Regions from separate parts of the Homo sapiens genome. Here all the other regions are linked to region 3. The links are chromatin contacts, found by Hi-C or POLR2A ChIA-PET in ENCODE. All regions are on one chromosome and are shown on one strand. Each heading gives the region's core, a stretch centred on a gene start or an enhancer-like site at or near the end of the contact. The rest is flanking DNA. Distances are from core to core; before and after follow the strand shown. Region 1 holds the start of CCNY (cyclin Y). Region 2 has its middle 16 kb from the start of LINC02634. Region 3 holds the start of ZNF37A (zinc finger protein 37A).

Region 1 (4,114 bases), core at 1,341-3,840, 2.8 Mb after region 3:
TGAGAGGGCACTCCACAGCCTAGATTGGAAACCTGCCCTATACTCTCTCAAACTATCCTGAATCTGCAAAAGAGTCTTCCAAACATTCTCTCAAAAATTCCTGATGACTGAAACTTAAGATTTCTTTGAAATGAAAGAACACACAATATCATTTCACTGTACTCTGGCAAAATTGTACTGAGCCTTAGTGCCAAATACCTGGTTACACTTATTTTTTCCACCTTATTTCCTTACAATAGTCTATAATAACTGTATGCAGCCTGGCTCTAAGAAATGTAAATCTTCTTTTTTTTCTTTTTTGATCCATCATTCAAAACAAAGCCTCCGCTAGATACTGCACAACATAAAAAGGAAATTTACTGCACATCATAAAGAAGACATTATTTCCAAATGTTTTCGCCTGTCAACATAGTATAGGACTGGGTAATGGCTTTCTGTAATAAACTCATTCATTTATTCCTCCCTTTAAAGTACAATACTTACTGTTTATTATATGCTAGACTTTTCTTTCAGGTGCTAGAGGCTGTGAAAGTGATCAAGACCGATCTGGCCTTCATCCTTCTAGATGCCTTTAAATGCATAAATTTAAGAAGAAAGTATGGCTGTAGTTCAAAGACATCTAAGCGTATGTTTAAAATAATGGAAATCTAAAATAACAACACTAGACACGTCATATGGAACCATAATTTACTAAGCGCGTACTAGAAACCAGACGTTGTGTTACTCCCTTTATACATGGCACTCATTTAATAAAGATGCTCTCCTAAAAAGATTAAACTACCATTTAGAAGAAATTACACGAAGACAAACGAGAAAAATCTTTCCTTTAGCAAAGTTTAAATGTGGCCTTTCCACAGTGGAGAGAATCTTCCATCCTAAAGTGGACAGGAACGAATTATGAAGTTGTGTTCATTCATTCACACAAAAATTTCTTCATATTAGTTCAACCAGATTAACTATGAGAAGATGTTTGGGTTAAAAAAATCACCTTGTCATAAAAAGATACTTCCAATTTCAAATCTTTTCAGTTGAAAATTCTATAAACTATATTTTAAGCATGATGCATAAATATCCCTCTGTCGTTATCACTGAGCAACAGTGCTAATAAATATGTTGCCAAACCAATAAAATAAATAAAACATTACTGCGTGCAGTAATTAGTCTTAGCTTTTTTTCTTTTTGCAAACTCCAGACCAACCAAAAGTCACCTGAATAAATCAGAAATTCATAGGACTGCAATTCGGGCCCATGCAAAAACTGAGACTTAACCCAAAGGTGTCTGACAATCTTTTAAAGAGCATTCTCGGGAGAAGCTATTTGACTAATCCTGGAACCGCCACTCAAAAAAATCATTTTTTAAAAAAAACGGTAGAATGGGAACGGGGGAAGTGGAGTCCATTTGTAAGGTTCCGGGGAACTGACTCAACATGGTTCTCCAACTCGAGGTTGGAGACACCGGGATTCCAAAATGGGAATCCACTCACTTCGCTTTTATAGGACAAACGCGTGCACAACTTGGCTTCGGGCTGCATTCAGGTAGTGCCGGGAACCCCGAGCTCCCGGGCCGCCCCCACCCAGCTCTGGCCGCTCCATTAAGGACGAGGGCCGGCTCCTGTCACCTCGCGACCCACGCGCACACACCCGCCCTAGGCCCGCCGTGCTCGATGCCGCGGGCCTGCAAAGTTTCCGCGGCCGCTCACTTGGGGGTAACCAGCGAGGGGTACGCCCAGAGGCTGCGGGGCCCCGGGCGCCTAGGCTGCGCGGGCGAAGCCCCGGTTATGCACGGGTCGCCGAGACCGGCTGGGCAAGCAAGAGCAGCCGGGCCGCCCCGACGTTGGCTGTGCGACTGTTGCCGCGGGGGCGGGTAGGGGGCTCGGCGGGCCGCACTCACCGTCTATGTTCTCCCGGTCGCTGATGTGCTGCAGGTTGCAGCCCGTGTCCTCGCGGCTCAGGTCCGTGTCTGGCCGGTAGGACTCCAGCCGGGAGTGGGCATTCCTCCGGAGCTTGGGACTGGACGACACGCAGCACGAGGTAGTGTTCCCCATCTTCGGCGGCCCCCCGACTCCTGCTGCTATCCTGTTCTCCCAGTCCCCGGGAGCGGGGCGCGGGTGGACGCGGGGCGCGGGCGGCGGGGGCGTGTGGGGAGGCCCGCCCGCTCGCCGCCACGGGAGGGGGCGGAACGGCGGCCGGCCGCCGGGTCAGCAGCGGCGGCGGCGGCGGGGCCTCGCCATGGGCGGCGGCGGCGGCGGCGGCGACGAGCGGGCGACGGCCCCGGCTCCCCCTCGGCCGGCCTATCCGCGGCGGAGGAGCGCTCGGGTCCGCGCGACTGCGGCCGCCGCGCCTACCTCACCCCGCCGCGGCCATGGCGGGCGGCGCCGCGCAGGCCGCCTCCCCCCCGCGCTTCCCCAGTTGGTGTCCGCTTCCCCGGCGGCTGCGGCGACGGCGGCCGCCTCGGCAAGAGGTTCCGGTTCAAGCCGGGGGCACGCGTGTCCGCGCCGGACGGCGGGACTAGCCGACGAGCGGGCGGGCAGCGGGCGTGGGCGCAGCCCCCGGACTCCTCGCGGCGCGGTGCGGCGCGGCCAGGGAGGATGCTGGCGGCCCTCCCTCGCCAGCGGCGCCCGCCCTCGCCGCAGCCCCCGCCCCGCCCCGTCACCGCCCCTTCCCTCTGCCCTGGAAGCAGATCGGCGGCCGCGGGGAGGTTCGGGGCGGCGCAGCCCCGCGCGGTTGTGGGATCGCTCCCGGGGGCCGCTCCTCTCTCGGGCACTGGGGTCGCGGGAGACGTCGTCGGGAGCTCGGTTTCTGGAGGCCCTTCCCCACCCGGCCTCTGCCTCCTCCACTCCCCCGGGCTGGACGGAACGGGGCCCAGCGCGGGATGCGAGGTGCGTCCCCGGGGCCCGCAGCGGGCGGGAGCGCAGCCAGGGCCCGGTCGGGGACGCAGGCCCAGGGCGCTGAGGCTGCACCTGCCTCTCCGAAACCGGGCTGGCTCTTTTTGTCTTTTTATTTTTCTAATTTATTTTTTTAGAGGTATGATTTCGCTCTGTCGCCCAGGCTGGAGGGCAGTGGCGCAATCTCGGCTCACTGCAGCCTCGAACTCCTAGGCTGAAGCGATTCTCCCGCCTCAGCCTCCAAAGTAGCCGGTACTACAGGCGCGCGCCACCACGCCTGGCTAAGGTGTGTGTGTGTGTGTGTGTGTGTGTGTCTCCAAAGTAGCGAGGACTACGGGTGTGTGTGTGTGTGTGTGTCTCCAAAGTAGCGAGGACTACAGGCTCCCGCCACTACGCCAGGCTAAGGTAGGGTGTGTATGTGTGTTAACTTTTTGTAGAGATGGGATCTCCCTTTGTAACACGGGCGCCCGCCACTAAGCCAGGCTAAGGTGGTGAATGTGTGTGTGTGTGTGTGTTAACTTTTTGTAGAGATGGGATCTCGCTTCGTAACCCGGGCTGGTATCGAACTCCTGTCTTCAAGGAATCCTCCCGTCTGGACTCCTCCCATGGGATTACGGGCATGAGCCACGGCACCTGGCTATTTTTTTTTTCTAAGCATTTAAATAAGCTGGGGCTTGATTTGGGAGTTTTCTATTGTATTTTGAGCTTTGCCGAGGACTTGATAGTGACCTTGCTTTAAGCTGTGAAATAAATCTTGGGGTCCCAGAGCTATTTTAATATTGAATTCGCTGTGGAGTTGTTTTGAGTTCCTTGGAGGTTAACATGAGATAGAAAACTAAGTTAACACAACTCATCGACTGCCCTTGCTTTGCTTTGCTTTGCTTTTAGAATGCCATCGGGTTTTGTCATGTTGGGAACAAGTTAACTTAGGCCAGTTGACTAAGATCAAGGTATGTGAACATGCCTGGCTGGGAGAGAAGTAGAGTAAATGTTGGTTCGCATTCCCTCCCGACGCCCACAATGCCAGCCATCCCTGACTTTTCTTGCCTTTATTGGGAAGAATATAAGGTGGCAGAAACAAACTTCCCACCCTTTTTCCAAATATTTACTGAAGGAGTCTTGAGGAGAGTCTTGTGGGGTGGGGGGGTGGGGGTGGGAGCTGGGAATGTTTTTGAACTAGTTCTTGAAAAAAAAACTAGTACAATAGTACAACTGTCTTAATTTTATAT
Region 2 (4,558 bases), core at 1,045-3,544, 2.8 Mb after region 3:
GCGTGCACCTGTAGTCCCAGCTACTCGGGAGGCAGAGACAAGAGAATTGCTTGAACCCAGGAGTCAGAGGTTGCAGTGAGCTGAGATTGTACCACTGCACTCTAGCCTGGGCAACAGAGTGAGACTGTATCTCAAATAAAATAAAATAAAATAAAATAAAATAAAATAAAATAAAATAAAATAAAATGACTCATGTTGACCTTCTGTGTGACACTCATACTATTCAATTCTTTTTTTTTTTTTTTTTTTTTTGAGACAGAGTTTCTGTTGTCCAGGTGGGAGTGCAGAGGTGCCATCTTGGCTCACTGCAGCCTCCGCCTCCTGGGTTCAAGAGATTCTTCTGTTTCAGCTTCCCAAGTAGCTGGGACTACAGGCATGCACCACCATGCCCAGGTAATTTTTGTATTTTTAGTAGAGATGAGGTTTTGCCATGTTGCCCAGGCTGTCTCGAACTCCTGATCTCTCTTTTTATTTTATTTTATTTTTTTGAGATGAAGTTTCACTCTTTTTGACCAGGCTGGAGTGCAATGGTACCATCTCAGCTCACTGCAACCTCCACCTCCCTGGTTCAAGTAATTCTCTTGCCTTAGCCTCCCAAGTAGCTGGGATTACAGGCACGCACCACCATGCCTGGCTAATTTTTGTGTTTTTAGTAGAGACGGGGTTTTGCCATTTTGGCCAGGCTGGTCTTGAACTCCTGACCTCAGGTGATCTGCCTGCATTGGCCTCCCAAAGTTCTGGGATTACAGGCATGAGCCACTGTGCCTGGCCTATTCAGTTATCTATATTCCGTTAAATTTTTTTAGAGATTGGGTCTCCCTTTGTCACCCAAGCTGGAATACAACAGCATCATGGTGGCTCACTGTAGCCTCGACCTCCTGGGATCAAGCAATCCTCCTGCTTCAGCCTCCTGAGTAGTTAAGACTACAGGCATGAGCCACCAAGCCTGGTTAATTTTTTAAATTTTTTGTAGGCCAGGTGTGGTGGCTCATGCCTGTAATCTCAGCACTTTGGGAGGCCAAGGTGGGCAGATCACCTGAGGTCAGGAGTTTGAGACCAGCCTGGCCAACATGGCAAAACCCTGTCTCTACTAAAAATACAAAAATTAGCCAAGAGTGTTAGCATACGCCTGTAATCTCAGCTTCTTGGGAAGCTGAGGCAGCAAAATCGCTTGAACCCAGAAGGCGGAGGTTGCTGTGAGCTGAGATCGCACCAGGCTGCACTCCAGCCTCGGCGACAGAGACTCCCTCTCAAAAAAAAAAAAAAAAAATTTTTTTTTTTTTTAGAGACAGGGTCTTGCTATGTTGTCCAGGCTGGTCTCAAACTGCTGACCTCAAGCGATCCTCCTTCCTCAACCTGCCAAAGCTATTCAGTTTTGTTTTGTTTTCTTTTGTTTTTTTAAGGCAGATTATTGCTCTGTCACCTAGGCGGAGTGCAGTAGCACAATCACGGCTCACTGTGGCCTCAACTTCCTGGGCTCAAGTGATCCTCCCACTTTGGCCTCCCATGTAGCCAGGACCACAGGTGTGCACCACCATGCCCAGCTCATTGTTTTATTTTTTGTAGAGACGGGGTCTCACAAGGTTGCCGTGGCTGGTTTTGAACTTCTGGCTTTGAGCAATCTTCCTGCCCAAGTTTTGGGATTATAGATTTGAGCCACAGAACCGGGGCCACTGTTCACACACTTAACACACCAAGCCTTGCAGGAACTGCCACGATCTTTAAATGGAACTATCAGCTTCTAATGTAACTCAAGGATCCCAAAAGTCCCTTCCATTAGGCATTGGTCAGGATTTGGATGTGGAGAAGAGAAATTATGTCCTGGTGACAGTCCCTGCCTGGCAATGTTAACTGGGCAGTTATTCTAAACCACATCAAATGACCTGATTGACCTCAGATGGGGCACAGGCGCTTACATTCTTCTAAAATTTCCCAGGCAATTTTCATGCACAGCCAGCATTTAAAACTCTTTTCTTAGGGTGAAACCCATATCTTAGTTTGCCAACTGGATGCTTTCTCAACTTCCCAGATCCCTGATCGGGGTCCCAGATTTGACATACTATTGCAATTCTGGGAGGGGAGGGGAGTGGTGGGAGTGACGGGAATGATGGTGTCAGCCCAGTCGGCCCCTGGCAGGATGGGTGCAATAGTGGGAGCAGGGGCAGCCTTGCAGAGGTAGGCTCTTACATACAGCATTTGGTCTGTGCTTTAACCCAAATGTAAGTCCCATGATTCAAGAGTCTTTTCTCCCTGTGGTCCTGTCTGACTCAGACTCTGAGAAGAGCTGGCAGGAATGAGTTCATCAAATGCCTTGGTCATGATAGGAAGGATGAGGTAGCATGATACCACAAGAGGCATGGGGGAGAGGAGAAAAGAGAGAAAAGAGAGCACCGGAAAAGAACAGAAAAAGGCACTGAAGGTGGAAGTAGAAAGACAAAGCATGAACAGGATCAAATTCTTAGTCCCAACATAGAGATTGCCGTGCTTTCTCTGGCCCTGGTAGTTTTGCTTTCTTCCTGGGACATTAGTATAATAGAAAATGGCTGTAAGAGTTTGAAGAGCAAGTGATTTTCTGAGCCAATGGGATGCCCCAGGGTCCCTTTAAAAAAAAAAAAAAGTATGTTGTTTGATTATGCATAAAATTTCCTTAAGAAGAGCCCACATTTTCTTTTCTACATTAAAAAAAAAATAGGACTGGGGCTGGGTCCAGTGGCTCAAGCCTGTAATCCCAGCACTTTGGGAGGCCGAGGCAGGCGGATCACTTGAGGCCAGGAGTTCGAGAACAGCCTGGCCAACATGGCCAAACCTCGTCTCTAAAAAAAAAAAAAAAAAAAAAACAATTAGCCAGGCATGATGGTGTGTGTCTGTAATCCCAGCTACTTGGAAGGCTGAGGCAGGAGAATCACTTGAACCCAGGAGGTGGAGGTTGCAGTGAGCCAAGATCATGCCACTGCACTCCAGCCTGGGTGACAGAGCAAGACTCTGTCTCAAAAAAAAAAAAAAAAAAAAAAAAACAACCAGGACTGGGTGTGGTGGTTTATGCCGATAATCCCAGCACTTTGTGAAGCTTGAGCCCAGGAGTTCAAGACCAGCTTGGGCAACATAGTGAGATCCCATCTCTACAGAAAATTTAAAAACCAGCCAAGCATGGTGGTGCACTCCTAGCTACTCAAGAGGCTGAGGTGGGAGGATCACTTGACCCTAGGAAGTCAAGGCCACAGTGAATAAATAAGGCTGAAAATAAAACCCCACCCAAGGAAAAATAACAAGATTTAAAGCTATACTTTCAAACAAAGGCCTGGACAGAGGATTCTGGAAAGATGATCGAATAGGAAGCACCAAGAATCGGTCTCCCTATCTAGATAACAATTACCCGGGCAGAATCTCTTTGTCATAACTGTTTTAGAACTCTGGAATCTATTGAAGACTTGCAGCTTTCAGCAGAATGACTTAGATGGTAAATTGTGGTTAATTTTGGTCAATTTCAGCTCTTGGTGCGGTAGCAGCTACCCTTTTCCTCACCACCTTTCCCCACGGCAGGCAGCAGTGCATGTGTTTCCTTTTTTTTTTTTTTTTAAGACAGTCTCTCTCTGTCACCCAGGCTGGAGTGCAGTGGCTCGATCTCGGCTCACTGCAAACTCCGCCTCCCAGGTTCAATCATTCTCCTGCCTCAGCCTCCCCAAGTAGCTGGGACTACAGGCTCATGCCACCACACTCAGCTTATTTTTGTATTTTTAGTAGAGACAGGGTTTCACTCTGTTGGCCAGGCTGGTCTTGAACTCCTGACCTCATGATCCGCCCACCTCGGCCTCCCAAAGTGCTGGGAAAGGCGTGAGCCACTGTACCCCACATGTGTTTCTAAGGCAGATTGAACCAACTTGCAGGAGCCAGGGTCGGCAAAGAAGCCCTATCCTCCAACTATTAGGAATCTCCACAAATATCAGAATCACTGGTTGCTGCTTTTGATTACAGAGGCAAAAAGAAGCAGGTGGATGATTTTGTTGCACCTCTGTCATTGTGGCAAGACCCTCCTCCTCTGGAAATGAAGGGCCAGCACTCTTCCCCCACCTTCATTTTTTCTTTCTTTCCCCCTTGGGAGTCAGATACTAAAGTCTGGGATAGTCAAAAGCAACTGCATATACAGGGAAAATTAGGAAGTACTCACACCTGCCCAGGGAAAGGCACAGGCTCAGAAGAGGCCTCAGAAGACATCAGCTTTTCACCTCAGCCTGACTTCTTGTCACAAAGGCAGTTGTTAACAATAACAACAATAAACAAAAACCATAACAAAGAACAGCAAACTCTGAGAATCTGATTTCCAGAGTTACTGTGTTTTATTTATTTATTTAGAGACAGAGTCTCACTCTGTCGCCCAGGCTGGAGTGCAGTGGCACGATTTTGGCTCACTGCAACCTCTGCCTCCCAAAGAAACAAAAAAATTCTAGAGCTGAAAAGCACAATAAAATGAAAAATTCACTAGAGGGATTCAAAGGCAGATTTGAGCAGGCAGAAGGAGGAGTCAGTAAAGTTAAAGAAAAGACAGTGGAAATTATTGAGT
Region 3 (4,015 bases), core at 335-2,834:
ACCACCGTGCCCAGCCCAGCCCAGTTTTTTTGGAAGGAAAACGAACTTGCTCTAACTTGATTTGAGGTTCTCAAAACAATCTTTGGATTTAAAAAAGCAAACTGATTTTTACTTACTCTGTTGTCAACGCAGCAAACACCCTCCTGAGTCCTCAAGCGACTCTGTCTGTTCTTGACTCTGCCACAACAAAATGTGTCAATGTCATCAGTAACTTAACACGTTAAGCTCGTTTCCTGTCCACCCCACCCCATCCCATCTTTTAAATAAAGCGTAAATAGATAACTTACAGACCTTTCTCGCGGCTGTACCTCTGATTCTGTAAGATCAAGATGGGGGCATCCGTACATCTCTAGTTGTGCTGCAGTGCGCCAGCAGCTCAGCATCTAGAACGAGCGAGTAACGAATCCAGGCATGGAGGGTGCTGTCCTCCACTTGGCTGCTAAGCTCTTCCCTCCGCATGATGCCTTCACAACTCCCCAAGAAGCGGTGCTGTCTGCTCCTTCGGCCTTGCCCTCTTCTGCCCCCACATCTGAATGGGCACAAAGCTCCCAGCCTGTGGGGGTCTGGAAAGGACACAAATCGAGCCTCTGCTCCTCCCACCCGTGCTCTAGATCTCTAGTGAGGTGTCAGCCCAACGGGTTGGGTGTCCTCCTAGGAGGGCCCCTGGGCCCTCGCCCCCCACCCTTCCCTTCTTACCCCACAACAGCTGCTTTGCTCCAAGACAGCTGGGCCTAAGCCCTTTGGTTCGAATCCTCATTCAAGACAGAAAGCTCCTACATCTTCCTGTCACTTGAGCCATGAGCTGGACCCTCTGAAAATGCCCACTGGTGCTAATGGGGACACAGGCGAGGCTGGACAGTGCCGGAGGGCCTGGGGTGCCTCCCTCCGCGTGCGCGGCCTCACAGGTCAGTGGAAACAAGAAATTCCCCAATCCACAGCCACGATGACTTCAAAATACTTCCCGAAGACATCAGGCAATGAAGCTGCGACCTGCGAGGACACAGCAAGCCGAGTGACGCTGGCCAGAGGCTGGGTGTGGAGTCCGCGCCTGCAGGGTCCCTCCCCGCCCCGCGGGCGCTTCCCCCCACCCCATTCGCCTCGGCATCGCAGTGACACCGCGGCGACGCCGACCACAGGTGGTTGTGAGGACAGCGAGATTCTGAGGGGAAAGAATGAGAGAAGCGCGCATCTATTGGGCAGAAGGCCCGTTTCTGCGCCGTCCTGCGGAGGCCTCCGGGCATCCTTCACCTCAGGGAAGAGAAAATCCAACCTCACTTGTCACAGGCGCGGGACTTGCGCATTCCCTTTGGGAGCACAAGAACCGAGGCAGGATTCGGACCCAGGCCAGGCGGCAAAGGCGTTCCCTCTCTCCCACCCCCAGGCCGCGCGGAACCCCCAGTCCACCCTCGCCCCTGCCCTCCCTTACTCACCCTCCGCGTCCTCTACCCGGACGCCAGGAGATGCCGGGAGCCCTCCCCGTCAGAGTGCCGGGGAGAAAAACAAACCTGGAGCCATATGGCAGACATGCCCAGAAGGCCCGAAGCGGCTCCCGCGACGGGGGCCGAAAAGTGCACACTACATCTCCCACAAGTCCTCGCGCCGCTCCCTTAGAAAGTGCACGCTTCATTTCCCACAAGCCCTCGCGCCGCTCCCTTAGAAAGTGCAGACTACATTTCCCACAAGCCCTCGCGCCACTCCTTTTGAAAGGGCATGAGGTTTCAGCCGCATTGGGCAGTTAGTTCCCAGATGCGGCAAGTGCAGTACTGCAGTTTTATTCGTTAGCTGAAATAAATTATGAGTATTTAAATTACACAGCTTTCTCATGAATTACATCCCCCTGATGATTTGGCCGTCCTCAACACTTCCTCATTTGGCAGAATTCACGAGTGGAATTTCTCCAGACGAGGTCGGTTCCTGTGGCCCCGCGACGCTGCCGCAGCACCACCTACACTTGCGCCAGTGTGGAGAGCTTCACTTGCTCCTTTCTGGTCCATTGGACGCTAACCGTGAGAAAACACGCTGGACATGAGCATTACCAGCCTGTAAGCTGTCGTAAAGATAACTCGGAATTGCTCTTCAAATTTTATTTGTTAAACCACGTAATACCATCTTGCATGGCAAACATGCATTTTCCATTCTTCAGGAGTATGCAGGATCTCTTGATCACGATAACTTTTTAAAGTTCACAGGCAGAGGTAATACAGGAGTGGAAAACCAAAAACCGTAGGTTCTCACTTATAAGTGGGAGCTAAGCTATGAGTACGCAGAGGCATACAGAGTGATATAATGGACTTTAGAGACTCAGAAGGGGCTGGTAGGAAGGAGGCCGGAGGTTAAAAAAACTACACATGGCCAGGCGCGGTGGCTCACGCCTGTAGTCTCAGCACTTTGGGAGGCGGAGGCGGGTGGATCACGAAGTCAGGAGTTCAAGACCAGCCTAGGTAACACGGTGAAACCCCGTCTCCACTAAAACTACAAAATTAGCTGGGCGTGGTGGCACACACCTGCAGTCCCAGCTATTTGGGAGGCTGAGGCAGGGGAATCCCTTGAACTCGAGAGGTGGAGGTTGTAGTGAGCTGAAATCGCGCCATTGCACTTCAGCTTGGGCAACAAGAGCAAAACTCCATCTCAAAAATGAAAAAAAAAAAACTATACATTAGGTACAGTGTACACTACTCAGGTGACAGGTGCACTAAAATCTCAGAATCCACCACTTTATAATTCATCCATAACCAAAAACCACTTGTACTCCAAAAGCTATTGAAGTTTAAGTTAAAATAAAAATAAAAAATAAATGTCCACTGACCAAAAAAGAAGCATTTTTCTCCATTTCTATTCCCTTCTTTACCACCACTGATGATAATCCCACTTGTTCCCATGCTGGAAAAGCATTTAGTACCATCCATGTAAAAGAATCAAATTATTCAAGGGTTGAGATGCATTTCAGAAGACAGTCATGGTAAGTACAACAATGATTATCACTTCGAGACACAATTTATTTTCCTGCTCATAATGTTTTTTTTTTTTTTTTTTTTTTTTGAGATGGAGTCTGGCTCTGTAACCCAGGCTGGAGTGCAGTGACATGATCTCGGCTCACCGCAACCTCCGCCTCCTGGGTTCAAGCGACTCTCCTGCCTCAGCGTCCCAAGTAGCTGGGACTACAGGCTTGTGCCACCACACCCGGCTAATTTTTGTAATTTTAGTAGAGATCGGGTTTCACTGTGTTGGCCAGGCTGGTCTCGAACTCCTGACCTCGTGATCCGCCCGCTTCGGCCTCCCAAAGTGCTGGGATTACAGGCATGAGCCACTGCACCCAGCCTAATGCTTTTGCATTTTAAGAAACAGTCTTGACACTTGTGAATATTCCATTATTTCTTTTTTTTTTTTTTTTTAGACTGGATCTCATTCTGTCACCTGGGCTGCAGTGCAGTGCCAAGACCTCGGGTCACTGCAACCTCCGCCTCCCAGATTCAAGTGATTCTCCTGCCTCAGCCTCCCCAGTAGCTGGGATTACAGGCACATGCCACCACGCCCAGCTAATTTTTCCTGTTTTTAGTAGAGACTAGGTTTCACCATATTGACCAGGCTGGTCTCAAACTCCTGACCTCAATTGATCCATCCGCCTCAGCCTGCCAAAGTGCTGAGATTACAGATGTGAGCCACCTCTCCTGCCCTCCATTATTTCTTTAATGCATTCAGGTTCCATTATGCCATGGATTATTTCAGTAACATTGTTTGCTCTTCTTTCAATTTGCATAATCCTATCCCTAAAGAGATTGAAAACTAGGGACATGCCACTCTTAGGCTCCTTGGGACTCGACACATCCTCCTGGGATCATCTCAGGAAGGGGACTGGCTGTGCAGGCACCATGGAGGTGGTGCTGATATTCCTATGCAGCCTGTTGGCCCTCATTGTCATGGCCAGTGCAGCTGAGTAGGAGAAGGAAATTGACCATTTTCATTATGACTAACAGACCCTGAGGATTCAGGGGTTGGTATGTGCTGTGGTCCTCTT

Evidence for each region. A loop is a pair of places that touch in the nucleus more often than their neighbours do. ChIA-PET counts read pairs that join two places held with the same protein, here RNA polymerase II (POLR2A). Pooled maps may share reads with other maps.
Region 1: a map of CD8-positive, alpha-beta T cell shows a loop between it and region 3 (7-fold over the local background). The contact joins the promoter of CCNY here to the promoter of ZNF37A in region 3. A Hi-C loop is called at or near these places in 1 of 168 maps with a recorded cell type or tissue (CD8-positive, alpha-beta T cell), 1 of 37 single-sample maps with no recorded cell type and 9 of 50 pooled maps. POLR2A ChIA-PET finds 5 or more read pairs at or near these places in 1 of 52 experiments (AG04450).
Region 2: POLR2A ChIA-PET joins it to region 3 with 10 read pairs in naive thymus-derived CD4-positive, alpha-beta T cell. The contact joins the enhancer-like site here to the promoter of ZNF37A in region 3. POLR2A ChIA-PET finds 5 or more read pairs at or near these places in 2 of 52 experiments (IMR-90 and naive thymus-derived CD4-positive, alpha-beta T cell).

The regions. Positions count from the first base shown.
Region 1 is chr10:35,334,985-35,339,098 of GRCh38, reverse strand. It overlaps CCNY (cyclin Y), which reads right to left and starts at 2,590. Exons shown (of 10, transcript NM_145012.6): 1 at 1,892-2,590. The coding sequence starts at 2,045. CCNY-AS1 (CCNY antisense RNA 1) reads left to right here and starts at 2,675. Exons shown (of 4, transcript NR_186477.1): 1 at 2,675-2,879; 2 at 3,023-3,171. RefSeq lists a silencer at 2,225-2,964.
Region 2 is chr10:35,257,952-35,262,509 of GRCh38, reverse strand. It overlaps a transcript of CCNY not described here. Among named protein-coding and RNA genes, the nearest start is that of LINC02634, 16 kb to the right of the region's middle. Within about 2 kb of position 2,294, at least 2 of the 41 ENCODE cell types and tissues checked have a DNase peak (open chromatin) inside an H3K27ac peak, as active enhancers do.
Region 3 is chr10:38,091,906-38,095,920 of GRCh38, reverse strand. It overlaps ZNF37A (zinc finger protein 37A), which reads right to left and starts at 1,584. Exons shown (of 8, transcript NM_001324250.3): 1 at 1,431-1,584; 2 at 697-990; 3 at 292-383; 4 at 117-177. It also overlaps the pseudogene FXYD6P2. RefSeq lists an enhancer at 1,441-1,630.